Linked DNA regions of Mus musculus: region 1 is linked to region 2. A link is a loop called in an ENCODE intact Hi-C map of the cell type or tissue named here. Cell type or tissue: heart. All regions are shown on one strand. Each heading gives the region's core, and the rest is flanking DNA. Links, peaks and the distances in the headings are about the cores only. Region 1 overlaps Rftn1 (raftlin lipid raft linker 1). Region 2 overlaps Rftn1 (raftlin lipid raft linker 1).

Region 1 (15,690 bases), core at 5,229-13,228, 65 kb before region 2:
ATGTGACGGTACTTCTCGGGAGCATACCCATTTAGCTGATTTATGCCAGGAACATGAAATGGAACAGAGCTGCCCTTGGAGAACAGATATCATTGTCCTTGGTTGTTTGTCAGGGGCAGAGAAGGAAACGCACTCAGTGCTGTTCCTATTCTGCGTGCCACAATAACCCAGGCACCTTTTCATGTAGAACTCAGCCCAGCTAGGGATCCTCTGACCCTTGTGGTGTGTGACTGTGGGCAGTGCAGGTTGGCAGACACACTTCCAGAGTGGCTGCAGAGGCTCAGAACAGCCAGAAGAACTTATGGTCATTAGCTCAATAGCTCAAGCCTCGGATCTGCCGTCACCATTCTAGAGCAGTCGCAAAATGAAATTCGTAGTGAGTACAACAAATACATAAAATTGAAGGGAAAAACCAAAACAGTCCCCAAAGCTCAGAGTCCTGTAGCTGTAATAAAGGAGTAAGCGAAGGAAATCGATCCGCAATCAAAGAATAGGCATTTCCTTACACACGGGCTTTGGCATATTGAAACTACAAGACAGAATGAAGCTGTCAGATGACTTACTAAGAGGAGAATTGTTGAAAATACGTGGTCTGCAGTGTAACCACGTAGTGTGTGGGCGACGGGTCATCTGTGACCCTTGTGGTGTGCTCTTCCAGAACCGTGAGGATGCTTGGTAACGTTCCGAAGCTAACCAAATGTGTTCTCTACCTTTGTTACTTTCTGGGAAATTTAGATCTGTGCAAAAATATCTCTGTTTATTTGTAAAAAGAGCCAGTGTTGAGGTTAATCAGGCTTACGTGTAGGAGTGTTCTGGGATGGCATTCCCAGAGCAGATGAGCACAGGGCAGAAGATGAATAATGAGGGTGGGTGGGCAGGGAAAAGGAGAAAACTCACCCTTTGAGCTTCTCTTTCTGGGCTTCACAACTGCCATGAACTAAACCGACCAGCCTGCTGTGCGCCTCCCCCACGGTACGTGCGTCCTTCACTACGGCCCAGAAACAATGGAGCCAGCTCACTGTGGACTACGGATCCGCTCAAGTTGGGAGCATAATCAATCTGCTCCTTGTAAGTTCTTCTCTTAGGGAGTTGTTGATAACGCCAATGAAACAGTTGTTGAACAGAGGTAAGCTGTGGTCTCAGATTGTAACAAACCAGCTCTCTCCAACAGAGTGCATGGGCCACTCAGACAGCGCCCTAATCATCTTGGTATTACAATAAGGCATGCTGGGAAGCCAGCACCTCAAATTAAAGTAAGCTTTCATTTGTATCATTTGCGAATTTTTGTGTTCTAAATATTCCAGCAGTGGCCGATTCCAAACTACCAGCAGAGAGTAGTTCAAGAAACAGGCAGGCTTTGCCATCAGCTCATAGGATGGCAGAGACAGGCACCACCAGTTAGTTATATAGGGTATCCAGCATCTCCAACCCTACACTCTGAATATCAGTTAGGTCCCCTGCTGCCAGCTTCCAAAACACCCTGCTTGTGGCAGTATTGACCCTCCAGGAACTTGTGCATTCACTGCTGGTGGCAGCTGTGGTGTTAAGTGACCTCACCAAACATTGGTACCTGGACAGGCCTATGTGACACTTGACCTGCATGCATAGCCTCAGGCTGCCTGTTCAGCTGCTCCAGCGAGAAGTGGACAGAATCTATTGGTGCAAGCCCTCAGTGCTAGTCTGGCTGGGACTGCCCAGGGCCTTACAATTCACAGCCTTGAGGATACTCCAGAGGCTGGCCTAGCCCACTCTGTCAGCTCATCTCCTCATCTGAGAGATTAACAAATGGCAAACAGCTCTGCAGCTGGGCGCATTTTGGCAGTACCACAGGGCTGTATCTTATGAGTCACAGGGTGGAACAGCAAGAGGCTTGCATGAGGGACAAGGAGGAACATGTCTCAAGGCCCTGGAAAGCTGAGAGCACACCGTACAACCTTGCCTGAGTAGTGATAAGCTGCAGAAGGTCAGCCCGGCAGCTTCACTTATAAGTAGAAAGCCATAAAGTACTGAAGGCTCTTTTCTTGCTTGCTCCAGTGCACACTGGACTCTGAAGAGGCTCTCACAGTGGGTGGAGAATTCTCTGATCCTCAGTTCACAGAAGCCTCTTGAAACCTCATGCTGATTGCTAGAAAGACTGGAATTAACACTTACCCTACTCCTTGCTTTCTGTCTTCCACCACTCACTCGGCATATCTCTACTGAGAACAGGAAGACAACAGAGCTGGGTATAAAAGAGGAACAGCAGACCTGCTATACAGTGCAATGAACACCAGTGAATTCCTATTTAAGGTATGGTGGGAGGGGTCTGTTAACAAACTAAGCAAGTCTGTGTAATGGCTATTGTTCATAAACAGCATGTGACATGACATGAAAGGTTGGAGGGGGACTTATGGTGCTAAAGGGTAAAAGCTGGAGCTCAGGGGACAAGAGAATAGAGAAGGGGTGTGTGTGTGTGTGAAAATGCCATAATAAAACCCATGATTTTGCATGCTAGTTTACATTTTTTAGAACCATATAGGATTTGAAAGTGGGACTAAAACTATTTAGCAGGATCAGTAGGAGAGGGGAAAGTGGGGTGAATGCCATCAGAATGCATGCTATACTTGAATGAAAATATTCTTGTAAAACTTTTTTCTATGTACAATGAATATATACCAATAAATACGTAAATAAGCAGGTAACATTCTTTTGTATGTTTTAAGTTCTCTGGAAGAGGAGAAGGCTTTGCAAGACTTAATCAATGCAGATAAAATTTAACAGACACACCTACCAAGGACAGTTAAAACCATCCAGTTAAGTTACAGGGTAGATGGGGCCTTGGTGGGGTGGGATTGGAGGTTAGTGGAATGAGGGAGTCATCAGGCTGAGGTGCTGGTATCTCACAGCCTAGCAGCTGAAATGCTAAGTCAGGAGGATCAGTGTTACATGGCCAACCTCAGCTATACAGCAAATTCAAGGCCAGCTTGAAGTACTCCAGAACCTGTCCAGACAAGCTAACATCAAAACAAATCTCTAGGACACCACAGATTGCAGAAGAGTCGTGAGACCTGCAGATGGATACAGGTGTCACAGAGAACAGCGATAGCTAGGCAGTCTGGACCACTGGGCACAGGAAGTGCCCATCAGTCACATCTCTGAATGTGAGAATTCGGGATAGAGAAGGTGTGAGCCTTGCAGCAGCAGGGAAGAACAAAGGAACAGAAGCAGTTACAAGATCCGGTTGGTGAAATCGCTGCTTAACTGCCAAAGCTTGAGAAAAAAAGAAAAAGCCATTAAGAAATCCTTTCTGCAAAGTGCCTTACCAGGGCAGTTTTCTGTTTGGGGCGAAGGTGTGGGTGACTTTTTTCATGTTGAATCTGCCTGCAGTGGTGGGGCTGGCTGTGGGAGCATGCTTAGGATTGCCCGGGGTAGAGAGCCCTTTCAGAGCGCTGCTTGCCTGCTTTGTATGACCTCCTTTTGAAGGCTTGTTCCTGACTCCAGCAGGCAGATGGCGCATGCTCACTGGATGATGGGAGAGAGCACCTGGCATTTTTGCCCCTCCCTAAGTGTGGAGCTGGGAGACAGTCCTCAGGTGGACAGAAAGTGACCCAAGCTCAGCTCAGAGCTGCTCTGGTCAAAGTTCTGTGTTTAGAGTTGGAAAAATCCACAAGTCCAGGGGCCAAGTTAGCTTAGCTTAGCTGGAGGAGCCAAGCAGTCTTGGACCCACAGTATCAGAGAACAAGCAAAGGAAGTGAACGAAGCCTGCACAAAGACAGTGCAGAGCTGGGACCCAGGAGGCTCTGTTGACAATTCTACCCTTGGGCTGGTAAGGAAGGGAGGTTGCTCATTTTTTTGCTGCTGTTACACATGTCCCAGGGTCTTGTGGACCTAAACACAAGCTTCTTCATCAAAACTTAAGGGGCCACCAAGTAGCCGCCATCTTGTTTTGAGTTTTGTCAGATTTTAAGCAGTCACCAATGGCTAGCATTCAGCTCTCTGCTTTGTGCTGCTATGTGACCAGCACTGTGCTGACACTAAAAAATATACATGGCAAACAGAGGTGGCTCTCATGTCACTAAGAGGTACAGTCTTAGATCGCTGAGTGTAGCCTGTCATTGACTAAGGCAATGCTATACAATGCATGGCTGTATTATATCCCGGATTCAGTAAGAGGGAGGGGGACGTGGATCTGAGGGGCTGCGGTTCACTGTTTATCCCGGGAAGACGCTGAGCTGTGACTTATCAATTGGCCCACAGAGCCTTAGCTGAGGGCTGGGCTGTAGAGTTGAGAAGAGACCCAGAAGCACAGCACATTGAGATGCAAGGCTGTGGGGTCAGCAATGGGGCTCTTCTGCCAACCGGAAAGGTAGCCCAGACCTCTGTGTGACAAGTTTGGCAGTGTCTGGGGACCTTTCCCAGAGAAGTATGGGATGGGAGCACAGCAAAGGCTGGCCACCCTGCCTTTGTCCCATCAGCACCATGCTGTGTGCCTGCTGTTGGCAGAGTCACCTGCCTGGAGATCCCAGCTAAGCCTTGACACCCTGCCCTCGCTTGCTGTCACCAACATGAGCTGCTGAGGTGGGCTAGGCCATGCCCTTTGTTTGTCTGCACTGTATCTCCTTTCAGTGCTAGGTGCTGAAAGGTATTTTGTGGTCTGTGGGGTAAGAATGCCCCTTTGCCCTTGCTGCCAGGCTGGGCCATATCTCTCTGGTATTCAAACTGAGGAAACTTCAGCTAGGGTAGCTGGCAACTTAGATTGCAACAGAAGCAGAGACTAGAGGAAACTTGGTGCTGAGCTCATACATTATCTCCTAGGCCCTTGACATTGATCAAGTCACTTGGCTGATTTTTGCTTCATATAAATTTTGCACTTGTATCTAAGCATGAGCAGGCGAGGATATCACTCTTGGGGGTTTGTAATGAGTAACACCGAATGAGTTGTCGTTCCTCATTTGCCTTGTCCTGCTCAGAAAGAATGTCAGGAGGCTGAGTGGGGCTCGCTGCTCCTTCCTGTGGGCAGGGACCTTACAGCATGAAAATTCACACATACTTGTACACACATGCACACACACATACACACAATGTGCACACACAAACTAGCAATGTGGGTGCACACACTCATACACACACGTTCATACACACTATTACTTGGGGGGAGAGAGAGAGAGAGAGAGTTAAGGGGCTTGGTAAAAATCCTTTAGGCGGCTGGAGAGATGGCTCAGCAGTTAAGAGCACTGACCGCTCTTGCAGAGGACTGGGGTTTCATTCCCAGCATCTGCTCGCTCATTCACAACCATGACTCCAGTGCCCTTTGCTGACCTGCGAGGGCACCAAGCAAACACACACATGAGACACAGGCAAACACGAAGGCAAAACATTCAAACATAACACAAAATCAAACAAACTGTATTAAGCTTACTTAAAAAGGAAGGGTGGAGGGGGAGAGGAAGTGGAGGAAGGAAATTTCAGGGAACATTCCAAATGCATGTCACCGCAGGAGGTAGCAAAGCAAGGCCCACATGTCCACCACACAGCTCCAGTCACAGTCATGTTCTTTCTGGTTTTGCCATGTCGCTTGTAAATTCTTCAGTGTTGTACAGAATATACCTGTAACAGATGAATTACTTCCTACAAGCTGTGTTGTCACACACCAAACAAGTAAGTCACAGTGAGTCTCAATGTCTTCTAACACCCGAACATCCTGTGTTTTCCTGTAGCCCATATCACACTGGATTGATATCGTGTGTGCCTGTGTGTGTGTGTGTGTGTGTGTGTGTGTGTGTGTGTAGGGAGAGGTCCACATCAGGTGCCTTCCTCAATGGTTCTCTACCTTATTGTTTTGAGGCAAGATCTCTCAGATGCCTGGGGCTCACCAACTCAGTGAGTGAGGCCCAGGGGTCCCTCTGCTCTGTTCCCCTCAGCACCAAGATTATCAATGTATAGAGATTTTCCAGATTTGACATGGGCACTGGGGATCTGAACTCAGATCCTCACACTGGCACAACAAGAAGTTAGTGCTTGGCTGGGGAACTCAGTGGTTAGGAGCACACACTGTTCCTATAGAGGACCCACGTTTGGTTCACACTGGGTTGGCTCACACGTGCCTGTGACTCCAGCTCTAGGGAGAGCCAGTGCCTCTGGACTCTACATGCACACAACCCTCACACAGATGTGAACAATGCACAATTAAAGACACCAACTTACATGAAGTAGTCGTCTTTTAAGTTTCTTTTAATAGGCGGTATCCTGCCCCACCTATTAACACAGTTATGTCCTTCCAAATTCCTTTGTTGAAGAGATTGTCTCTTTCCTTGTACAGGTCTGACATTTAACACCCAATTTACTGTCCCCACAAGGTGCTATTAACAAGGTCCTTTATCTTTTGTCTCAGTAAACAGGTCATTAAGCTATATCTGGAACTTAGGGTCAGAGTTCATCGTTTTTTGTTTTTTTTTTTTTTGCAAGACTACATCATTATAAAGTGCGCATGCTTCCTTTGTGGCACATAAGCCATGGCCCGTCTCACTGTTAATGTCAGGAAGGACCAGGGGTCTAACCCTTGTCCATCTGATCCATGTAGTATAAAGCTCTCCTAGCCTTTTACCTGATTGTCTTAGCAGCCATTAATCACTAAGGATTAATTACCCGTTTATTGTACTTCCTGAATGCATTACCTCTGATTATTCTATAAAGAATTTGCCCTCATCAACAAAATGAAATCTGCAAAGGAAAGGTGCAGGAACAGTGTTTTCTTTCCTTTATAAATTAACAAATTTATCAGTTAATATATTTTGAGTTCATACCGTAGAAACCACAAAAGATAAGCAGCGCATGCATGCGTATGTATTTGTGGTGTGTGTGTGTGCGCGTGTGCATGTGTGCATATGTATGTATGATGTGTGTGCACAGTGTGACAGAGGAAGTGGGTGTATATGTGTGTGAGAGTGTGCGTATATGTGTGTTTCATGCTGTCTCTACTAGCCCCTTCTCTGTCAGTGGCTCAGACTGAGTCAGGAGTTGTTCAGGTCTGTGACTCAGAAGGGACACAAACGGTGTTCTGACAGACAGGTAGGAGACAAAGGAACGGTCACATAAGGAACGCGTTTGAGGATGCACTGGTCAGCCCCGCTTCTGCTATGATGGGAGAGGTTAAGCTCTAACCAGCGAGCATTGACTTGGTAATGGGAAGGTCTTGGTGACCTTGATACATGGATATTGGGAGTGGATACATGGGAGTAGGCTTAGGAACATTTGAGAGATTACAATCAATGTGGAGGACAGTTCCAAGGAATTTTACTCCAAAGTGAAGTCCCTTATTTTAAGGGTATTGGAGAATATATCTCCCTCTAGGTCTAATTGTGTTTGTTTTATAAAATTCCACTGACAGATGAGGTTGCCCATAAGTAGGAGGGGGTGATTTTTCTTGCAGACTTTAGAAATCTTCACCTTGCAGGTTTGATGCTTATCTATAACATTAGTTATAGGGAATATCCTTCCTGACCATTTTCATTTGAGGGTTTCTATAAGCCTTGAATATATGAACATCTCTGTCCTCAAGAACATTTCTCTGACATTGAATCATTGAATGGGTTTTACACACACTTAGCTTTTAGACTATACTGTTCATATATGTCAGTAACGTATAAGTTTTTTTGTCTGAATATTTTAAATATAATATTTCTTTTCTTGTTGTCTTAAAGACTTAAATGTTTTATTTTTTAAGTGTGTGTGTGTGTGTGTGTGTGTGTGTGTGCACATAAGCTTATGTGCCCATGAAGGCCGGAAGAGGGCACAGGATGGATGCCCTGGGGCTGGAGTTATAGGAGGCTATGAAGTGCTCCACCCAGGTGCTGGGCACTGAACTGGGTCTTCTGCAAGAGCAGTACGATACATGCTCTTAACCACTGCACCGCCTTTCCAGCCCTCTTCTTGTTTTTGAAAAAGACTCAAGAAATCTTAACAGAAGTTTTAATGCTTACCCTGAGAGGTGAAAGAAGGCAGCAGAAAACTCTAGAACCATTCTGAACTCGATACCTGGTGGGCAACACATTTACATACAGGACAGGCTTTGCTGTATTAGTGGTGGAGTGAGCAACTGTGCTTTCTTCATAGCCAATGTGGGATTGGAACCTGTCTCTGGAGGCGCTCTCTTACTCCCTTCCTAATATACAGTCCATCGCTGACAGCTAGCCACAGGGCTCACCTCCAGTACCTGGCTGAGGATACGCCACTACCATTAGTAAGACTGGGGGCAGAACTCATGGGCTATGCTCTGCAGACCCAACGTAGGCAGTTCTCCTTTGTGTGACTGCTATCTTGTTCCTCATTGACAGCTCTCCTGAGACTCCAGTTTTAGAGACTGTTGACTCGTGTACATTGTTAGAGCCCTGGAAAGGGATCCACACAGAGGTTCTAGACAACTGCTAGGTAACAGCATTGGTGCTGTTTGTTACTATGAGGAAATACTATCTGGTTGCTAATGTTAATGTCTCCCTCGTTTCCCCGATCATAAAACAAAATTACTTTTTGCTGCCAAATAGTTCTTGTATCTGTGCCCCCATCTCTCCCATTGAAGCCAGCAGTACTCATCAGAAGGACTAAAACATCAGTCCTTTAGCTTGCCTTGGCCTTACATTGCAGCCACAGGGTTCATTTTTTTAAAAAAAAAATGTAAATCTATTGTCATTTTCCTACTTAAAACTGGCCAGTGTGTTTCTGTCCCCAGTCAAGATTGCTAGGAGGATAAACAGGACCAGAATCCTTACCAAGGTTCACAAAGCCCTTCTTATGGTCTCCTCGGCACCCACCACCAGAGTGCATGTTGATTGCTCACGGACATGTCAACACTAGGGTCTCATGAAGCCCTCCACCTCTGCTGGAGAGAGATGCAGTTTGCCTGGACAGTGCTGGGGCAGCAAGCACCTGCCAGGTTCCCGGAGTCAGCTCTTGAACACTGGGCCTGACTCTCTCAGTCTGGCGCAGAAACGGCAGCTATCTGCAGGAAGCTATGGTGAATGTTGCTTTACTTCCGTCTCTGGAAATAGGCCCCTCAAAACCCCAGCCAAAGGTCTAATGAGTCTTGTCCTGAGCTGTGACATCCTGCTTCAGACTCTACAAGCCAGGTACAGGAAGCCAAACTTCTCATGGGAGACAGTAATCAGCAGGTCACCAAGGGACAGAAAGCTGATCACAGGGTCCCGCCCTGCTCTCCTCACGCAGGGCTGCCATGACCTTCTTATGGGGCTCTGGAAACAGATCCTGCTATCATAATTGAGTCAGTAATAAGCCTGTTTGTCCACAGGCTTGGCATCCTTGCCTCTTCTTTCTCTTGTAGTCTGTTTTAACCCCTCACATCTTTACCTCTGATGCTGTGAGCCCCATGTGACAGAACCTGGATCAGGCTGCTGTCTCTCACATGCTGGACAGGGAGTACCCAGCACGCTGTAAGAGGGATGGGTCTGAGGTCAACATGGTCTTGCTGAGCATTTCCCAGTGTGGATCATCTGTGAATTTCTGTTTTCTTTTGATTAGAGGACAGACAGAACACAACATACTAGAGTTGGGTTGGAATGCAGGCACAAGAGGGTTGGAGATGCAAAGATTCCAATAAGGACCCAGCCCGTCTTTAACCCCATGTCACTTACTACCACTACCACAGCAATTTGAATTTCATAAATGCTGCTGTCACATTTCTGTTGGCTAAACTTGGTTGTACTAGGCTTCAGTAAGGACAAGCATCGCATCGCCATCACACTGTTTTATTGAAGCCAACGGTATTAATAACCCTGTCTGTCTTGAACGACTACACCAAGGAGGCTGGAGATGAAGAACCCAGGTCTCAGGCGTATTCAAAGGCCTGAAATGGTTTACATCCCATATGCTTGTGGTTCCAAACGATATGAGAGGTAGGAAATACTGAAGCCTACAGATGCCAGGTCAGATTAGTAGACCAGCAGGCTCCATCACTGCCTGCCAGAATCAATATGGCCCCCATTAGTCCTTTAGAAGCGTTCTCTGATGAGAATAACCTACATGAATTCCAGAATTAAAACACCAACACCAACAAACATCCTCAAATCAAGGAACTTAAGGAAGAGGAAAAGTAGCAGCTCAAGGAACTCGAAGATAATATTCAATAAATACAACAATAAGGCCGAATGGAATGACATAGACAGTCTAGGATTTGGGAAGCAAATTCAATGAAAAAAAATATTGAAGAAAACTCAAGCGGAAATGAATCGATCACCCACCTAGAAAAACACAAGGGAAAGAAGGCCTCACAGGAGAACAGAGTGACTGAAGGGTAGAATATTAACCTCGAGGATAAAGGAGAAGAATTAGACCGTACAAGTAAAGAATATGAACGTACTTTTTAAATGCAGGACAGGAACATCCATGAAACGTGGGACGCCATGAAAAGACCAAACCTGCGCAGTACAGGGATAGATGAGAGAGAAGAAACCTGCATCAACGGCACAGACAGGAGAGCAAACTTCCCCAAACTAAGAAAAGACACCAGAGGGATTCAAGGAGCACACAGAATGTCAAGTAGAAAAAAAAAAAAAATAGCTCCCCACAGCATATCAGCATTTAAACATTAAACATATAGAAAGAACAGAGAGTATTGACTGATGCAAAAGAAAAAAAGTTAAGTTACAGAAACAAACAAACAAGCCGGGTGTGGTGGTGCACGCCTTTTAATCCCAGGACTCTGGAGGCAGAGGCAGGCGGATTTCTGAGTTCAAGGCCAGCCTGGTCTACAAAGTGAGTTCCAGGACAGCCAAGGCTATACAGAGAAACCCTGTCTCAAAAAACCCCAAAACAAAACAAAACAAAACAAAACAAAAAACAAAGGTCAGAATAACAGTTGCTTTCTCAATGCAAACATTTAATTACTTATTTGTTTGAGACAGGGTCTAGCCTGGAATTAACTCTGCAGACAGACAGGCTTTGAACTCTCCAAGTTCTTACCTGCCTCTGCCTCCTGGGAACTGGGGCTGAAGACACACCGCACCACATTCAGCTCAATGGAAACTCTGAAAACAAGCAGAGCCTTGAGACCAGAAATGCCAACTGCAGACCCTGCAAAACTGTCTGCCATACTTATAAAAAGAAAAAAACTTACCATCATACAAACAGGCTAAAAGAATTCATGTCCTCCAGACCAACCATAAAGAGACCACTGAAAGCAGTACTTAGGAATAAAAAGAGGGATGAGCGTAGCCAAGGGATTCCAGAAGGAAAATAAATGAAGCTGTAATTACTGAAAGCCAAGGGGAAACTAAGAACACAAGCTGCAAACCAAACAGCAAAAGGACTGCAATACACACACACACACACACACACACACACACACACACACACACCTTTAAAGAATCACTTTACATATTAATTGCCTTACATGTCCAATTAAAGGGCACAGGCTGTCTGAATGGAAATGAGAAACAAAATGTATCTTTCTGTTGTCTCCAGGAAACTGCTTTACAGACAGGCCTCCCTTAAAGAGAAGGGATGGAAAACCACGCCCCTAATCAAATGGGACTAGAAAGCAAGCACTCATTGCCTGGCTAACCTCTGACAAAACAGACTTCAAACTGAGACTCATCGGAAGAGATCAAGGACACTGCGTTCTAATCAAGGGAACAATTAACGGAGAAGCACGGAGCTCAAACTCTGGCGTACCCAGCTCCATAAGACTTGGACTGCTGAAATGAAAGACACAGATTCGCATCGTGCTGTTAGAGTAAGGGGTGCCAATGCCCTGCTTTCTCTAACACGTCATCTGAACAAAAATATCAACAGAAAAACGGTAGAATTCATTGACCTCATGTCAAAGGGACCTAACAGATATCTATAGAATATTCCACCCAGACACCAAAATTCACATTTTAATCAGCAGCCCGTGGAAGCCTCTCCTGAATAGACCTCACCCTGGGGCACAAAACAAATCTCAAAAATTTCAGGGGGAAAAAAAAAGTAAAATAACTATTCTATCTGACCACAAAGTAATAAAACTTCAACAGCAAACAAGTATGTGCAGACTCCTGGAGATTAAGTAGTTCATTGCTGAATGACGAACAGGGCGAAGACGAAATCACAGAAGAAAGAAAAAAAATATCCTGGAACTAAACGAAAATAAAAACACAAGAAAATCTCAGGGATGTACTGAAAGCAGTCACACAAGGGAAATTCATAGCTCGAAGTGCCTTCTGAAGGAGCCAAGTGTGGTGGCACAGGCCTTTATCCTAGTGCTTGGAAGGCAGAGGCAAGCAAATCTCTGTGAGCCAGCCTGGTGTATATAGGAAGTTCCAGAACAGCCAGGGCTACACAGAGAGACCCTGCCTCAAAAAACAACCTAAATGGCCTTCAGCTGATAAACACGTGGTACATATACACAATGAAATTCTATAGACCTATGAAGAAAAAAAAATCATGAAATTTGCAGGGAAATGATAGAGCGAGAAAATATCACAGTGACCAAGCTAATCTGGGACCAAAAAAATAAGTGTTTTCTCTCATCTGTGGCTCCTAGCTCCAAATGTTCATATATGAGTATATGACTTGGAATATATGACCTGAACAGAAAACTAAAAGGGGACCTTGGTGTGTGTGTGTGTGTGTGTGTGTGTGTTGCTAGAGAGGGAAAGAGTGATATGATGGGGATTGGGGAAAAAGAGGGAAACTTTAATTAGGGGATGAGAAAATAAGATCTGTACAGAAGGAGAAGGAGGGAAGAGCAATTCCAAGGGATGTTTTGAAAAGCCAGAAGCAATTATGTTCTTGTTTATTTAATTAAAATTATGTATAATATATATAAGTCTACACGCATAATTATTTTTAATGAAGTTATGCCATGTGGGTTGATGATGCTCCCTGCAAGAGCCATAGACCATCTAACAAAACCTCAGGCATCAAACATGAAAAACACCCTTTCCAGCTGTTGGTCAGAGACTCCCACAACGATTTCAACCATTGCTGCTGCCTTTGGATGCCTCCCAGATGTCGGTGATAAATCCCTATTGCTGAAGACACCACGGACTTTGGACACAGGACTCAGAGGATTTTAATGAGATCAGACCTACAAGCCACTACCAGGAGGACTAGCTTCAATAGTAACAGCAGCCCTGTGGAAACTGCGAAGAGGGGAGTGGGGTGGGTACCCAATAATCCTGCCCAGCTGTGACACCTATGAACCACAACAAAGACCAGTCCTGCTAGGTACTCTGAAAGCTGCAATAGTGGCACTCACTCACCTTGGTGGTGACCAATAGTCTGGCTGTACATAAGGTCCACTCACTAGGACGGAAACCATGCCTCATGCTGGAAACCTAGCTAACCACCAGAGCTCATGAGGTCATGGGTTTTAGAGCAGAACCTACCATGCCCACATCACTGGACCAGCATAATTCTTACCTGCACTCTAAACACCTATCCTTATTCCCACAAGTAACTGCAGCCCTCATCAAAGATGCTTCTCTTTGAGGCAGATGGAGACCATGACGGAAAGCTACAACTGGCCAAAATCCAGAGAAGAGTAATGGTGGGTTGCTCAACCGCAGTAAATATCTCTACAAGACAACCCCTGCATCTAACCTTCAGGGAACAAAATGTTAGAAAAGAAGCAAGATAATAAGAGCCAGGACCAGGAAACCTGCTGAGACCGTGTCTTCCAGAAATGCTTGGGTGGGGGGCTGCATCCCCCCTGCAACAACATGGCTGCCAAAAGAAGACCTGAAGGAGGACAGCAGTGATAGAGATACTGACTTACAACCTCAGACAAACAACTCCAGGAAATCATACCCAGACATGTACTAGCAAGTAGACAAAGCAGGTTGTATTTGTGTGTGTGTGTGTGTGTGTGTGTGTGTGTGTGTGTGTGTGTAATCATGTAACAGTAATATTCCAAAAAGGAAGGCATGGATGTGAGAGGGAGCAATGGGGTACATAGGTGGGGCTGGAGAGAGGAAAGGGCAAATGGAAAATGATGTAATTATATTTTAATTTAAAATATTATGGAAAAAAAGAAAAATATATTATGGAACTACTCCTGATAAGTTTATTCTCACATGTGATTAAAAGATTTTTAAGCTTTCTATAATTCAGAATTAATAAACTTAGAAGTGTTCTGTGCAGAAAAAAAAAACCTGAAAAAAGAGAAAAGAACAGACAATTTTACTTACATTAAACATGGAGTCCATGGATGGAAAGGCATGATACTGTATATTGTTTTTGTGACAAAATCACATTTTAGTGATATTGGACTATGTAATAATATCCATAAACATATTTGTTTATGCATTTTGTTGTTGTTGCTGTTAACTGCCTCAGTTTTTCTAATGTACAGCTAGTTTGAGAACTTCTATGCTACAGTGACATCTTGTCAGAACCATCAGGGTGTGTGGGAGGGGAAAAGAGTAAGTGAAACCCCAGAAGACATCCCAGTATTGTTTGATAGCCTGATACTGGCACAGCACCCTGAAATCATTTTAAAAATTTCCCCCACAGCAAATAAAACATAAATGTTAGTTATTGAAACATGTAGCCAAAGCTGAGTGGCTGAAGCCATCTGGTCTGGGAGGCTGCCAACCATCAGTCACCCCAGCTCCAGGGATCTGACACCCTTCTCTGACATCAGCAGGCTTCAGGCATCAGACTGGTGCACAGACATATATGCAGGGAAACCACCCATACGCATAAAATTAAAGCTTAAAAAGATATGGCTGAACAAGGCTTTGCAGGTTTTGTTTTTAATAAACTTGGAAATGAAGAAGATTTTCCTCATTAGATAACTTTTGGTGAAACTTTAGAAACCACGGGTCTGAACCGACCTGTGCACTCTCGTTCACTGGATGGCGTCTGAAATCACTTTCCGCTTCTTTTTAGCAAAGCTTGAAACCCTGGTATGTTTAGGTAGCTCTGCTGTTTGTCATGGTCTACCACACTGGCAGGAGGTAAAAATGTAATCGTCACCAGGAGGTGAAGGGTTGACACCATGCTGGGGCCTCTGCCAGGTCATGGTAAATACTTCTCACCACACACTCAACTCAGGTCATTTATTGCTTTAAATAAACAAGAAAGAGACAGGGCTGTTTCCATCGAGACAACTGGTGTTCTCGCTCCATGGTTTGCCAGATGCTTCTACTTAAAGCCTTAACAACACGTTATGGACAGTATGAACATGTGACAGGCACAGCATACAACTCAATGACACATCAACAAAAACAGCACACAAGGGCACCCAGTTACCAACTGCTCAAAATGACAACATATTCATACATGTGTTGAAGACAAAATTTAAAAACAGTATTTTTTTGGCATTAATATTAACACAGGATACTTTCTTGAACATTCTGTAAGAGCCGGGGCTTAGGGAATTACCTGTTTGTTTCCAGATCACCAGTATCTATAGAACTACCTTAAGACAGGCAGGAGGCTTGGGTACCTCCTATTCTCCAACATCCTTGCCTTCCACAACAGCAGGGTCTCCAGAGCTCAGGTGGGGAAGGCCAGCCGGCAGGCTGCAGGGTTAATGTCACTATGTTCTTGCCCAGAGCAGCAGCATGTAGGAGTGAGCAGAAAAACCTTGGTTTGTAGCAAAGGATGTCCCAGAAGTTGACCCAGATGTGCCCTGGAGTCCTGTGGGGCAGTACAGGCACTATGGTCCATGCCCTTCCTTGTGGAAGAGGCGGACCAGAGTCGGGCCTCCAGCCC
Region 2 (15,690 bases), core at 4,622-12,621:
GACCCTGGCTACCACAGACTAGGGTGCATCAAGGGGTCTCGGGATGATTTATTTCTTCAGAAGAGCAGAAATAGGGGCCAGAAAGATGGGTGAGCTCTTAGGAGCACTGGGTAGTCTTACAAAGGAGCTGAACTTGGAAGCTCCCACATGGTAGCTCATAACCATCTGTAACTCCAGTTCCAGGTAAAACTGTGCCCTCTTCTAGCTTCCATAAGCACCAGATATAGATATGGTATACATACAAACATGCAGCCAAACATTCATACACATAAAATAAATTGCTTAAAGAAGGGTTGTCAGGAATAGAGATACATCCAGTTAAGATGACCCATAGCATTGGGCAGTGGTGGCTCATGCTTTTAATCCCAGCACTTGGGAGGCAGAGGCAGGCAGAGTTATGAGTTTGAGGCCAGTTTGGTCTATAGAGTGAGTTCTAGGACAGTCAGTGTTACAAAGCGAAACTCTGTCTCAAACAAACAAACAAACAACAACAACAACAACGCAAAAGTCCTGTGCAATGTAACGGACAAATGAACAGAATATGTCATCTAGAATATAGTCTAGTCAAGTCTTCATTTGGATAGCCTGCAGAACTACCTTCGAATTTATAGGAAACAGTGGCTAGAAAAACAGGCCAAAAACCCACCAAGAGGCACTGCTGAGTGAGTCACTATAGGAAATCCTTCAGTGGACATTCAACTATGTTCCCTTCCAGCATCAAGGTAGGAAAATGGCTCTTCCAGCAGAGAGAGTGCCAGGGGGTTACAGGAGGAAATTACCACAGACAAGTAAGATAAGTGGGGGCCAGCCCTGAACACGGAGCCTTGAAGTGAGCTCCAAGGCAGGAAGGGGAGAGAGTAGTGACTACACAGGTTCGGGGCGCACTGACAGTGGCAGGGATTTGGCAGGCCCAGAGTCAGGCTCTTCCCACAAGAGATGAGGTATCTAGAGTGTCTCAGATGTAAGCGTCCAGTCACCTGTTGACCTTGCCCTTGGCTTCTGGAACATACTTAACTCTCCCTGCAAAACCAGCTCGGCACAAGGCTGCCCCTTCTCACCCTCCTAGAAACAGACTCACTGGCTGGAGATCACCCAGTGGCCCTTCGCCTGCACTGCAAGGGTCATCCCTGATGCTCTCTCTGGTGACTTTGGTGCCTTCCCCTCCCCATTCCCAAGGGTCACCCAAAATCCATCTGAGAGGACAATTTCCTACCAAGATACCTATCCCTTCCCACCTCTCTTCTATTCCATTCCCTTTTTTTTTTTTTTTTTTTTTAATTCCTTCCAACTTTCTTGACGCCTCCTAGCTGGGAGGACCTGTTTCCATAGCTATCCCACAGACACGGAGTCCCCAGCTCACAGGGTTGCTTTGAGGGCTTCAAGGCACTGCTGTATGTAGGCTGCAGGGAGAGGTGGCAGCAGGTAAAGAGCCATTGTCCTCACGTTTCTCTTCTGTGCTGCGTGCCTGAGGGCCTTGGAGTTGGACAGATCCCCGATAGACAGATAGGGACTGGGCCTAAATAGATAATAAAGATGGCAGATTTCCCTCTTCCTTGAACTCCTGACCTGACACAAAGGCCTATCAGCCACTTTCCTGACTCCTGACCAGTTTGACAAGGTCAAGGCCCCAGCAGGCCACGCCTACCTCAATGTTGTCGGCCTATCAGCTTCCCTGTCTTTTGTCAAGCTCACCAATCTTGACTTAAGGGGATGAGGACATCTCAAAGACCATCAAACCCCCAGCTCTCAAAGAAAGACAAGATTTGGGGGCCCAGAGTGTTCCCTCTGCCCTGCCAGGAGGGTCTTCCTGTGTGCTGTACTCCGTGTGCACTTCTTCATCTCTAATAAAAAGCCCACCCCCTTAAAAGTTAACGCCAGGCCAGACTAACTAACTGTGTCCTCTAGAGCTGCACTCTCAAATCCACTAGACTCACAGAGCTATCCATATTTAAATGAACAAATGTGAACTAAACTGTAAAATTTAGTTTCTAAGTCAAAGGTGTCCAAGATGGCCGGTGGCCATGGGATAGCACAATCCAGAACATTCTACTATCACAGAGCATCCTACTGGACAGCAATGCCCTAGATGCTTTTCTTGGTATCTCAGATGTTCAATGTTATTCACCTGTTCATCATGCCTGCTGCTATAATGGCCCATTGACTATATCACTGTTAGTCAAACAGGAACAAGCAAGGACCTTGCTGCCTGCCTTGAGACCCATCTGCTTTGTCATCATCCCAGGCTACGCATCATCCAAAGCCTTCACATTCACAACAACAGGATCTCTACTCTAAGAAGGCTGACCTGGCCCTTCACAGAGAATACAGCATCCAAACTCTACTCCCAGCCCCACTCCCGTAGGAGAAGCTGCATATCACCAACCCTGTCGTCAACGGTTGTCGGGCTCTGCTGGGATCCACAGGCTTGTGTCACACCTCACTTCCTAAGGCTTCTGGCTGACTTACACCCCTGCCCAAGCTGGTACGGCAGCCCCACATCTCAAACTGCTTCTTTGTCTTCAAAGGCGGCCATGTTGCCCCCAAACCCTTTCTTGGCTCAAGAACGTTCCCCACTGTGGACAGACTTTCCTTCTGCCTCAAAAGCTGACATCGATAGTATAGTGCTATTTCATGAAGCAAGGCCCTAGAGATGAGCCCACTTCTAAGGCAGCGCACAGGAACATGCGTCCCAGCAGCAGCGCACTACAGCCAGGTGCTGCCATTATTTCCAGCCTTCAGTTCCAAGGTGCTGCTGTTGCTACTTCAGACTGCAATAATGTGTACAAACAATTTGCACTCTGGAGTGGCATCTAAAGGGCACCCGGGGTGGGGGGTAGCGCGGAGGGAGGAATTAACAGTCCCAGAGAGTCGCCTTCTTAAAAGCCTCCAAACCCACCATCTTCATTCAAGAAGACACCGGGTCACTGCAGAGGGTCTAGCCTTTGTGAGATCTGCCCAAGCTATGCTAATTAGAAATCAAATGCTGTGTGTCTATTGATTATGTGGCTTTCTGGTGGAGGAGGCTGGAAAGAAGAACCAAGATCAAAGCAACAAGAAAAGTGGCAAAGCATTCCGTACCATTGGCCATGCCAAGCTGGAAGACGGCGTTCACCAGCACACCGCCTTTCCGGAAATGGTCACTCATGTGTTCCAGCCAGCTGGCGTCTAGACTGCTCACTGTCTGGCCGTTCTTGGAGACCTGGAGGGGGATGGTGACAGGGTAGTACTGCCGACATTTCTGCTGGCTCTTCGGTCTGTTGAAAAAGGCGAAGATCTCCATCTCTGTTGGGATTCATAGAAAGGATAAAGAGAGAGGTTAGCCCACAGAACCAATTTGCTAAACTGGGTTCAGCGCGTTCTCCCTGGAGCCCGGGAATGGTATCAGCTGTGAATCCCTGAGGCCGTTCTCTTGCCAGATAATAAAACTCCGTTTTCAGCAGTAACTGAGGCAGGCTGCTTTTGGGGAGTAGGGCCTTGGAGCTTGTGCTTTGGATAGAGGCTGTTGGCTTTTTGTTTTGAGACAAGGTCTCACACCCTCCAGGCTGGACTCAAACTTGCTATACAGTCAAGGGTGATCCTGAACTCAGGGTCCTCCTGCCTCTGAATTACGGGGATATGTTACCATACTCAGCCGGCATGGTTCTGGAAACGGAACCTAATTCACACATGCTAGGCAAATAGTCTACATCCCTAGCTGGAACTAGGTTTTGAATCTGAAATATAATTGATAACTCAGAATTAATTTACATTGTTAAGCATCTGGAAGAAGTGTATTTCTAGAAATAAGTAAGAAATAAGTGTTTGTGAAATAAGATGTAGAAGTTAGTCATAAAGGGGGTGGTGGTGGTGGAGATTCATAAAAAGAAAAAAAAAACACTTCCCTAATTCCAGGAACCTTTTTACATCCCTGAACTTGCTATTTATAAACTGCAGGAGAGTTTCCTGGGGCCAAACCCATAATACTCAATCAAGTACATCAAGTACATTGATATGTAAAAATAAATATGTTCCTGTAAATGGGGGTTCCTGCTTGGAGGAGCAGGTCAGCTCAATCAGCCAGGCGGGCCCTGGGTGTGAAGCTGGGAGCTCTCCACTCTTTCATTTATAGCCCAGAAATCAATAATCTGCAGCAGCCCGCCGCTGACTGCACCTGCTGTTTATGCTGCCAGCCACAGCTAGCGGGAACCGCGGCCAGCAGCAAATACCTGGAATTTCAGTATACACTGGAGAGAGTCTATTTTTTCACCATTCATTTAGTCAAGCCAAAAGAGCTGGCCCAGCTTGGAAAATGTTGCTTGCACAGGCTGGTTAGGAATACGCACTGGTTGCCAAAACATCGTTCGAAGTGATAAGGAAATCCCCACCATCTCTCAAACAGAAAAGGTCATACACAATGACTTAAAGGTCATACACAATGGCTGGCATTAGGGAGAAGCACAAATCATACGTGTGTTTTGGACATGGGATGACGCCTGCACTTAAACTCTGGGATGGAGGCTCCCAAATTTCAGGATTGGGCCATTTGGATGTTGTATAAGTACTAGCTGGTGTGTGTGTGTGTGTGTGTGTGTGTGTGTGTGTGAGACCTTACATGTCTCATTTGTCGCTTTTTGCCTCTTGCCTTGAGATTCAGCCTCTCACTAAGCTTGCCACTCAGGCTAGACGGGATGACTAGCGAACTCTCAACTTCTCCTGTCTGCATCCCTCGATAACTGGTTTACAGGCATGTGTAGCCATACCTCGCTTTTTTACCTGGGTCCTGAGGATTCAACGCTCAAGCCCTCGTGTTTGTACAGGAAGCACTCTTATCTAGGGAGCCAACTCCACATACACTGATTTTTTTTTTTTAAACCTGGCCCAGTTTCCTTTATTAAAATAAAAGGATTTTAAAGGAGAGTTTGTTTCTGGAGCACAGAACAAACCATCCCTGCTTGCTGTACTGGGACCTTAAGTTACGTAACAATCGGGTTCATTCTCAGAGCCCTGAAAAGCTTCTCACGTAGGAGCTTCATTCTAGCACAAAGGAAACCTCCCAGCCCCATCTGATCAAGCATCAGTGAGGTCCCTGAGTTGTGAGACCTGCTGTCACTAACCGCTGAACTGACAGGGAGTTTCATCAAGCTATTCCATCCTACAGAACCAGCCACCTGAATTGTATACAGCCCATGCAGTTCGGTCCTTAGCCCTAGCCCAACTTCCCTTCCAGTCCACCTGCCTGACCCAAGATGCTGTATCGACCCCAGAAAAGATTTCAAACAAGAAATCCGGCCCTGGTGCGTGCAGATGCAGTCACCAGACGATGAGAATGGGGTGCCAGAGGAAAATGTGTGAAGTGAGGACCCAAGCCAGGGAATGAGGCTAGGGAGGGAATGGCTGGGTGATGCAGCATCATCTTCTGGTCCTGGGTGCCTCAAGTTCAGTACAAGCAGCCAAGAGTCTGATCTGGTGTGTCTTAGGATCCTTCAAAGTAGACCCTCCAAGCTTTCCCATGCAAGCAGCTGACACTGCTGTAATACACATCGTATGGGTTAGCGGTCATGCTATTTGAGCTCACTGAGAAGCTGAGTCTGCCTGCCCCCATTTCAAATCCAAGCGTGCTTGTCTCAAGCGTCCACCAGGAAGAGTTGTCTGGGAAGGGGCTTTCCTCCCAACTCTGTGATGGAGGAAAGAACAGCCATAAGGCTGGAGAGGGAAACATTGTCCTTTGAGAAGAGGCAGATGCCAGCTTTTATCAACAGACGTTACTATTGCATATCCTGTGATAGGAATGTGCCCACAGCAGGGATGAGGAGCCAGTCCAGCCGTGGGAAGCTAATCTGTGGACAGGAAGCTCAGCTGGAATTCTGCCTGCCTGCCTCAACTTCCTCCACCAATTTCTGTTGATGTTTTAAGTACCTGGATTAATGACATTTTGTTGTCTGTCTGTCTGTCTCTGTACCTACTTACTTACCTATCATCTATTTGCTGTTTATTCTTGCTGCACACTTAATAAACTCACCCACTCAAACCAAAATCATGGCTATCATAGAATAATCTGCAGTGTCTACAGAACAAGAGATGATGCTGGGAAGACAGAGCGAGCAGGGATAGAAATGAGGAGATGCAATGTTAGTGAGCAGTTACCACAGGGCAGCTGTGCCTCATCAGGGACACAGGTCCACTGGGACAATGTCACCTTAGTTGCATCCACTAAGGACGAGACAACTGAGGTACCCATCCACTTGGACCGAAAGTCACTTCTGAAGCACTCCTGGCCAGAGCTGTCCACAGGTTTGGTCCAGAACATGGCCCTATAGTCGGTTACAGTTAGGCACAAATGCAACAGGAGCAATTGCTCAGAGCTGCTGCGTTGGAAGAAGGAAGTGGGAATTTGGTCGTGGTCACAGCTGGTAGCACTTGAACACACAGAAGACCATCTTCACTCACGGGGTGCAGTAAGAATAAGCACCAGTCTCCCGAAAGCGTCACGCAACAGAGAATGAGTAAGGCCGAAATGAGAAGTGAAGAGGCTGTGGTGGAGGAGGGCGGGAAGGACAGCTAGGTAAGGTAGGAAGGGCTGGCAGCAACTAGGCTTTCCAGGCTCCAACCTCCCCAGCAGCCTGACACAAAAGCACATTTCTCAGGAAGGAAGGGAGAATGGCAGATGAAGAACCACAGAAGAATCAGCAGCGATGGGATACCAGGAGAGGCCTGATCTCACACAACCCTTTAGTCAGATCCACTCACAGGGACACCAGCCAAGAGAAACTACCCCCAAAACCACTTGCTTCGATGCTCTCGTGTCCCCCAAACTCCGACACATTTCGAGTGTGAGCAGGGACCAAGGATTCCGAGGAGCCCCAGGTTTGTTTCAATGTTCTCTGTTGTTCTATAAGCTACTATGATCCCAGCTGGAAGCAATTTCCAGATGTGGGAAAGTCCCAAAGGAAGGCATTGTTTGTGAGAATGGCTGAAGGACTAGGCTGGCAGAGCAGCCAAAGAGTACCAGACTGTCTTCTTGTCCTGCCCTGTGACATGACATGGGGCCTCGCCACATTTCATTTGGAACTCTTATGCCTTCCAAGGTCCCTGTACCACGGTGAATGTCTCATGTGTTTGTGATTGACACGCGCAGGATAAACGGAGAACATGGAGACCCGGGCTGGGGACGGGCTATGCCATGCAGGCAAGCATGGCAAGGGAAAGGTATGCTGTTCTCAGGCCACATGTGGGCCTGAGCTGAGCTATAGTGTAGATAGAAGCTTGTCTGCATTTATGGAATCAGAGAGCTGCAGCTTGTGAACGAGCCACAGGGATGGCTGGATTTCAGTGTCCAAGGAGAGCTGTGGTTCAGAGGAAACAGAACCGAGAACTGAGTCTGAGTTGTGGGCACCATAAGCCAGACTTGGGGCAGTCAGCTGAGCCTGGAGAGCCAGGCATAGCTGGGTGGGGACTGCAAGCTGCTCAAGACATGGGCAGGGGGAACTGAGATGAATGTCTTCTATTAAGGCAGGGCTGCGGGTGCAGTGATGGGAAGGTCCACTACATCCCTGAACCTGTGGAAGGCTTCTCACTTGTCACAGGCATGGTGCCAGCCCAGGACATCTCTGAGCCAGCATGAGGCCACCTGACATGGCAGCTCACGACAAACCCAGCAGACCCAGATGTAGGTACCTCAGCCAGGTGTGACCTCCCACGATACCTGATGCTCTCAACTTCCACGGGAGGTTCAGGTGTATCTCTCAGAATCCCTGACAGTGAGTGGCAGAGCCTGGGATCTTTCAATCCTCTCAGACTCTGGGCTCATGCCCCATTCTTGTAAGAGGTTAATTTAATAGAATACAAAGTAGATGCTGGTAGCCATAGTTGGGGACATTTGTTCATGGACTCAGTGGGAGCCTAGAGACGTCGCACCAAGTGGCTCAGGTGGAGGAGGCAGAGTGACAAGGTCTAAGTACCTCCATAAACTCCGGGAAGAAAAATACACAGCACAACCACCCCAGGCCTCAAATCTGACTGCCTGGCACAACACCCCTGCTCTGCCTAGCACACCCAAGTGGTTCTTGCTTCTTGATCAAAGGTATTGTAAGGGGTACTGGGGTGTATCTCACAGTGACTTCATATCATCAGGAAGTCCCCAGGCAAGAAGTCCCCAATTAATGAACAAGAAGATCCAGAAGGGTATAATACCTGGACCGCCATGCAGGAATGGGGACAGTCCACCTGCTCTCCCTGCTGACACTAGCACCACAGTGCAGGAATGGGGTCAGCCCAACAGCTCTCTCTCTGAACATCTGGACCATGATGCAGGGATGGGGTCAGCCCACCTGTTCTCCCTTTAACATCAGCACCACAATGCAGGGATGGGTCAGCCCAGCCATGTTCCCTGTAGCTCCTTTAAGACCACTGTGAACTGTCCCTGACTGGATCTACTGCTAGCTGCTTCCTACCCAAGGGAGGCAATTTCTGCAATCCTTTTAAAGTGTCTTGCTGTGATTGCAGAAAGAGACTTAAACATTACAACCTCTTTAGGGGGCAAGCAGACAGCTGAGCAGGGTATGGGATGGTGAGGCTGGGGTTGGGTGCCCTGTGAGTGTTTTTCAGGGCAGGGCAGTGAACAGACGCCCCAGAGAAGGAAACAAGCTAAACTCCCTAGGGAAAGGCTCAGGAGAGAAGCTGGGGTCAGATAAGGGCTTTGACCTGTGGAGACAGGGTCCTTAAATGTCCAGCCTTCAGGAAGGGAACGGTCCTTATCTGTGAGCTGGGAGCCACAGTAGCATCTCCTGTCATAGTTGTGGTGAGTGTAATCGAGATAACACCTGGGGAAAACTGGACCAAGGCCCTCCACTAGCAACGTGTGTCTACCAACTAATTTGAAAAGGCTGGAGATGGAAGGAGAGTGCTGTGATTGCTTGCAAGGCAGGGTGGGGGCTGCTGATATGCACAGAGAGAGAGAGAGAGAGGGAGAGAGGGAGAGAGGGAGAGAGGGAGAGAGAGAGAGTGAGAGAGAGAGCACGAGCTGTCTACTTGGGAGGACTAAAATGGGCTGTGTGGCTCAAGCCCCTGGCCTGTCTCCAGCTGGAAACCCCCTTCCCACGCACTGTTGGACTGAGGCCTCCGTGACACATTAACCCACCAGTGACCAAAGGATTTGAATTTGCAGAAAAGGACAAGGACCCCAGGAAATGGAGACTGCAGGCCTAAGTGCTCTGGGCATTACAGGAGGGTTTGGTGTCAATCTTCAGCCATAGTAGAACCTGGGCAATGGAGAGAGAGAGAGTCAAGGAGCCCTAGAGCAGAAATAGGGCACTGGACATCTGGGAAGGGTTCTAGGAAAGGGTTAAAGGTCAAACCCAGAAAGTGAACCTTCTCAAGGTCTAGGAGAAAGGTGGGTTCTGGAACACAGTCTCCACACTCCTGATAGACTCTTGGGATCAACTGTCTCATTTCTTCTTAAAAGGATTCTGTGAGGGGTAGCACTGTGCAGCCAGGGCCCTGAATAAGAGCTCCCATGGGGATGTTAGTGGCATGTATCTGGACAAGACGACCACCTAGCTAGAAGGTGCACACAGACATGGGTTTTCTCTCCATGGTGCTGCCTGTCTCCCATGGCTGCTATGCCTCCCTCCCGGGTTTCATGCCTGACCTGGACCCTCATCTTCCACATGGCTCTACAGTCGCCCTCCCTCTCAGAATTTAGTATGCTCAGCCCCCCAGCCTCACGATGGAGCTTGTCAGACCCTCACACCAGATCTAAACCCAAGCCACCATCAAGGTGAGACAGTAGTCTACCTCAGCGAAGTGAAAAAAACCCTACCAGTATCTCTAAACCAAAGATCAAGGTCTTGAATAAATGATAGCTCTACTGTATTTCAGAATTGAGGCAGTCCTTTCAGGGAAACCCTGCCATTAGATCTCAGATCTGACCATCCCATCTTTTTTTCCTCAAGAAGTGCTGACTTAGCAAAAAATAAATAAACAAAATAAAATCAACTCACTGCCCCTATTCTCAAGCAGCCAAATCACTTGCAAGAGGTCAATTTCAAGTGTTTTTAGCTAATACAGAGTAGAAATGGTGACTGGGGACATGGTATAGAAAGGTCTAAACAAATACACTAAGGCAACTCTGTGGGTATTCTATTGTCAGGCAACTTATGGTCACCTTCCTAAAGCCAGAGAGGGCCCCACTGCTAACATAAGGACCCACACAATGGATGGGATTTCCAGGCAAAAGTAGAGAAAAGGAGACTATGAGAGTTACAGAAGGCTTCAGGAAATCTTTTCATTCTATTACACTGGAAAAGCCAAGTAGAGTGGAGGCATGGGTGGTGTCAACCCTACCTGCCGTCCTATGCCAGGGGTGCCAGCTCCCAGCCCGGAAGTGGTAAGAGAGCTCACTCATAAGAGTGCGTAGAGAATAGAGCGATGGCCCCTTTAAAGGATGGCAGAGTCTGGTAACTGGGAAGTATAATAACTGCTGTCTGTTATGGGTGGGTTGCTACATGACATCATCAAGTCATTAGCACTGACAGAGAAGACCCACAGTGGTGACAAAGCATTTTCTCCATGGTGCCCATCTGTCAACTGTATGTGCTTCTTGCATTCAGAATGCTTCCATCCGAGCAAGCAGAGCCATTACTCTCTTGCGTGGTACGCCCTCCTCCCTGCTTTCTCACTCCCTTGTTTAGGCAGACACTCAGAAGCAGAACGCCCAAGCTCACTGGAGAGTGGTTCACATTCTCTGTATGGGTGTGAGGGTGGAGAAGGTCCTGGCCATCCGGGAACACTGACTGAGACTATTTCGTCTAGAAGCCACTTTTGGAGTCCTCGCAAGTCAGTTTCACTGGGCTCTGTTCACTCAACATGGTCCACAGCTGCAGTTGGTAAACAGCTGTGTAGCCCAGACAGCTACTTGATAAACTTTCTCTTGTCTACTGTGTCTTCATACTAATTTCATTTCCTTTTCCCTAAGAGGCCCTGGGGAATACTAAAAAAACCTCTCTTTAAGCAGGTCAGAACTCCTGGCATTGAACACTTACTCCTGGAGGGCAGCTCTTCAGGCCCATTTGAGGGGTCGCCCTCTGATCTATCCAGTGCTGGCTGCAAACCCCGCAGTGGAAACTCGCCAGCCTCATTCTCTGCCGAGGGAGAGGGAATGCCAGGCTGCTGGGCACTGGGCACGTCCCCTGTGGATCCTGGTTTGGTCTCCGGTCTTCGGTTCACTCCTGCAGTGGCAGCATCCGTCTCTGCAGCCTTCGGAGTATCATTTTCCAAGGATGAACGGTCCCCTAAGGTGCATTTCACATCCCTGGCATCTTCAACACTGTTGGCAACAGGCTTGAGACGCCGGCTGCCTGCTGAGCTCACCGAGGGCTGGTACTGGGGCACCACGCTAACAAACTTCAAGCCCTGACTGGCGGCCTCCTGCACCTGGGAGACAAAGGAGACAAAGGGGATTTTGTAAATGGGACACAGCTAGGCACTGAGACCACTGTGGATTCCCAGTGTCAGCACAAGCTGCGGAGGCCTAAAGGGTGGGTCTCACTGTTGAAAACACTTAAGCATTTGGTTATTTATTGAAGAGTCTCTCTCTCGTGTGTGTGTGTGTGTGTGTTTGTGTGTGTGTGTGTGTGTGTGTGTCTATGCCATGCTACACCCATTTATGAGCTGCCTGACACAGATGCTGAGATCTGAACTCAGGCCTCTGCAATAGCAGCAGTTTTACTACTTAGCTGCCTCTTTACTGTTGTTGTTTATATAATTTTTGAGACAAGATATCACTGTGACGCCTCATCTTGCCTTGAACTACAGATCCCCCTGAGCCTGCTTCCTCGGTGCCATAATGTCTTTTTTTTTTCCTTTTTTCCTCTTTGGTGAGTGTGTACAATGCCTATGTATGCACTTGAGTATGGACACCAGAGGCCAATATGAAGTATCTGTCCTTGATCGCTTTCCACCTTTATTTTTGAAAAAGAATCTCTCGATGAAACTCATCTATTTGTTTAGGCTGACTGACCAATGAGCTCTAGGGAGCCACAGCTCCAGGGCCCAGCGGTAGATTACAGCATGCATTGATATGTTCTGTTTTTAACTTGGGCTCTGGGGGTCCTGACTCAGGTCCTCCTGTGTTTGTGGAACGCGCTTTACTGGTTGAGCAGCTCCCTCAATGTTCTAATCTCATTTTTCATGAGTCTGGACAAAGGATCTGACAGAATAAGCTCAAATAGAATTTGAAGAAGGAAGTTCTCATGGTGACAGTTTAATTTTTCTCCTCCACCATCCCAGGAGGCTAGAGTACAAACTCAGCACAGCTGCCCCACAAGCCCTCACTGCTGGGTGGCAGCACATGATCCCAAGAGCCCCCTTTTGAAGGCAGCACTTTAGGCAGAGGGCCTAGGTGGGGAATCTGATGGGCATCCTTCCCCGTGCTGCCTGCCCTTAGGCCTGAGGGAAGCCATGGTACCCTCGGAGCACCCAACCCTGACCCACAGCTAATACTGAGCCCTTCGATCCCCAGTCCATGGTACATATCATCTCACGCAAGGAACCGGAAGCTATACCCTCTCACTCCCTGAGCTCAGAAGAGGAACGTGACCATCTTTCTACAAGGTATCTTGTGACACATGAGCACTCCATGAAACCAGCCCCAGGCAGTTGAATTTAGTAGGAAGGACACTGAAAGAATAATTAGAAGTAATCGCATAATGAATCCAATCAAATCAGCCGAAAGTAGGAGGTGGTCTTCCGGAGATTTCCCCGGCAAGGATGCTCAAGCCCTGGGACCAATGAGCAAGGAGGAAAGTCACAGAAATCTTAGTCTCTGACTGCTAAGTGCATGATCTCAGGAGCCCTCAAGGCTTCTGCAGTGCTCAGCTATGATCAGGAATCAGCAAGAAGTACCAGCATGGAGCTACTGGAGAAGTGACCTCTGCGGCCCTCCTCACACCAACTATCCTATGTTAGTTAAACTGTGTCATCTTGGTTCCACACAGAATATTCCAGAACACAAAATCTACACCAGTTGCAGATGTACCCAAGTCTTTTATTTTAATGAAAGCAAGACTAGCAATAGTAGACCTACTATGCACCCACTATGGTCTGGGCGCTGTGCTGACATTTACATCGTGTTCTGTGTATCATTGTCTCCATTTTAGGTGAGGCCTGGGGGGTTGGGGGGGAGTTGTAAGCTCGCAGTGGGGAGTTACAGTTCACAGCCAGGCTTGGGCAGAAGCAGACTTGAGACAGAGTCGGAGCCTCTCAGGATGTTAAATCTGTGCACACCCGCCCTGCACGCTCGGCTGTTAGCTTTCTGTTACTATGAGCAAAAACCTCAGGAAGAAAGACAACTTCATCTTGGCTGTCACATTCTGGGGTTTCAGACAGGGTGAGTGTAGAGTGTAGAGTAGCTCTCGTCCCTAGCTGAGAGACAGAGAGACAAAGACAGAGACAGAGACAGGAGTGTAAGTGTAGAGCAGCTCTCCTCACTAGCTGAGAGACAGAGACAGAGACAGAGAGACACAGAAGGAACACCTGCCCTTCTTACATTTCTTCACTCCCCCTATTCTACCCAGGTCCCCAGCCAATCCAGTGGTGTTACCCACAACTGCAGTGTTAGCTGTTCTGGAAAGAACCCCCTCAGTAAACACACACATACACACGCACACACACACGCACATGCACACACGCACACGCGCGCACACACACACACACACACACACGCACACACACAAACATACACACATGCACACGCACACATATACACACGTTCTACCATCAGCTAGGTGCTCCTCAGTTCAACGCCAAACAACCACTGCACATGTATGTGCACAGGCCTGCTTCTGGCTCAGATTCCTCTTCAAAGGTAGATAACGAGAAAGTGGGAGCGGGGAAACGTCTCCAAAGTCCTTCCTTTTAGTTATTGATCTATGATAGTCACCTAGTTTTGAAATTATTTTGGAAAGCTTCTGAAAGATACCACAAACTTTAAAAGAAAAGAGTGAGGAGACAATTACATTAAAGACCCTTCGGCTAAGGAAAGCCATTCCCCACAAAGCAGAGCTCTCAGTTTCTGAGCAAAATAGACAAAGGAGAAAGGGGAGAAGTTGGGCAGGGCTCATCTAAAGTGAGCAAACAGCTTGTCACAGAGAAACATCGCCTTCCTTAATGGAAGTTTACGGTGAAGCCATGGCAATGGCAGGGCCTGAAGGCATTCAGAAAGACTGAGCTGGGTGCCCCGGACCTGTTCCTCAGTGATGTGGAAAATCACAGAAGGTGGTAGAAATTTTCAGAGCCTTGATGTCATCTATAAGCAGAAAAACCAGGAGCCTCTCATAGCAGACAGCATGTGGTAAGTGGACAGATCAGGGCCTAGCAAAGGTACTAGCGCTGGCAGAGATTCCTGGACTCTTCTGTCAGTCTGGACCTCTGGCGGCCACACAGAGACTGCTGGGGCCATCGGGCAGAAAGAGAGAAGAGATTCTGCACTCAGCCCATGCTTACCTCAGACCCTTGTGCCCTACACTACTTTGTACTGAATTCACTCTTAGCCAGGGTTCTCAAAGCGAGGTCCCTAGGCATCAGTGTCCCCTGGGATTTAGGGCGCATTGTGGATTCTCAGATACCTTAGACCTACTCAGTCAGCCATTCTGAGCTGAGCTCTGTAGGTCAGGATTCTGTCCAGGATATTCCTGTGTCTACATGCTGGAGGGCCCTCTGCAGCAGGTCAGGGGTGTTCTGCATGGTTATGTTCTCAGTGATGGGACGACGATCTGTTGGGCAGGCATGCTTACTGCATATCTGCATGTGTGTGAACACCTGGCATGCATGAACATGCACGTTCCTTCACTTTCATTTCTCTCTCTCAGAAAGTCGTATGACCAAGTCTCTAGTCAAACAGAGTCCTGTCTGTTTCTCATTTTCTTGTTTGTTTGGTTTTTTTTTTTTTTGTTTTTTTGAGACAGGGTTTCTCTGTATAGCCCTGGCTGTCCTGGAACTCACTCTGTAGACCAGGCTGGCCTCGAACTCAGAAATCCGCCTGCCTCTGCCTCCCGAGTGCTGAGATTAAAGGCGTGCGCCACCACGCCCGGCTTGTTTCTCATTTTCTCATTCTCTCAACTCCTTCACAAAACAAGTCTCAGAGGCTTAACAATGGAGGGTAGGCTGGGTATCAAACAGGCTTCATCTAGGGCCCCGGGCTCTCCTCAGGCCCCACTTTCTCCTGGTGACTCTAGTCATGGAGTTTCAGCACTGATCGTTCTAACCACTATCCACATTTGTGCCTTAATCCCGACTGCCCTTGTAAGTCCTGACCAATCCAGCCAGTGACCACAGCTGCTGGACCTCTGAATCTGGAGACACGGCTCTCTCCCTCCTCGGGTCCTCCCTTCTGTATCTACCCACACACATTCAACCACATCCTGCCAGATCCATCCCTCACCATGCTACACACAGCCAAGGTCACCTTACTCCACCTCTATAGCCAAACAGCATGAGGACATCATACCTTGTCACAGTCTCCAAGAGATGGAGTCAGTTTGAAGACAAAGTTGTGAGTACTCTGGTCACCTCAGCTGTGAAGCTTCGAGACTATCACATGCACAATCACAACTGTAATGAGGCAAAAGAGCAATTCACACTGTCTAACTCTCCTATGAAATATGTCTGCATGCATTCTATTAGGCCTCTAAAACAACCCCTTACAGCAGAGGAAGC

The links. Peaks named below come from ENCODE experiments on the same cell type or tissue, not always from the same donor. Only the 100,000 strongest peaks of a DNase experiment are listed, where the experiment ranks them.
Region 1: a loop joins it to region 2, with 2.2 times the contacts of the local background. A loop is called at or near these places in 3 of 42 quality-filtered maps.

Annotation. Positions count from the first base shown.
Region 1 is chr17:49,978,241-49,993,930 of GRCm38, forward strand. It overlaps Rftn1 (raftlin lipid raft linker 1), which reads right to left. Exons shown (of 10, transcript NM_181397.2): 10 at 15,067-15,690. Among named protein-coding and RNA genes, the nearest start is that of Gm52302, 48 kb to the right of the region's middle. In heart, for the core only: no CTCF peak of the experiment used is centred there; a DNase peak (open chromatin) is centred at 9,071; H3K27ac peaks cover 1,194 bases.
Region 2 is chr17:50,044,219-50,059,908 of GRCm38, forward strand. It overlaps Rftn1 (raftlin lipid raft linker 1), which reads right to left. Exons shown (of 10, transcript NM_181397.2): 5 at 11,019-11,409; 6 at 3,079-3,282. Among named protein-coding and RNA genes, the nearest start is that of Gm52302, 18 kb to the left of the region's middle. In heart, for the core only: no CTCF peak of the experiment used is centred there; DNase peaks (open chromatin) are centred at 6,423, 8,713 and 10,703.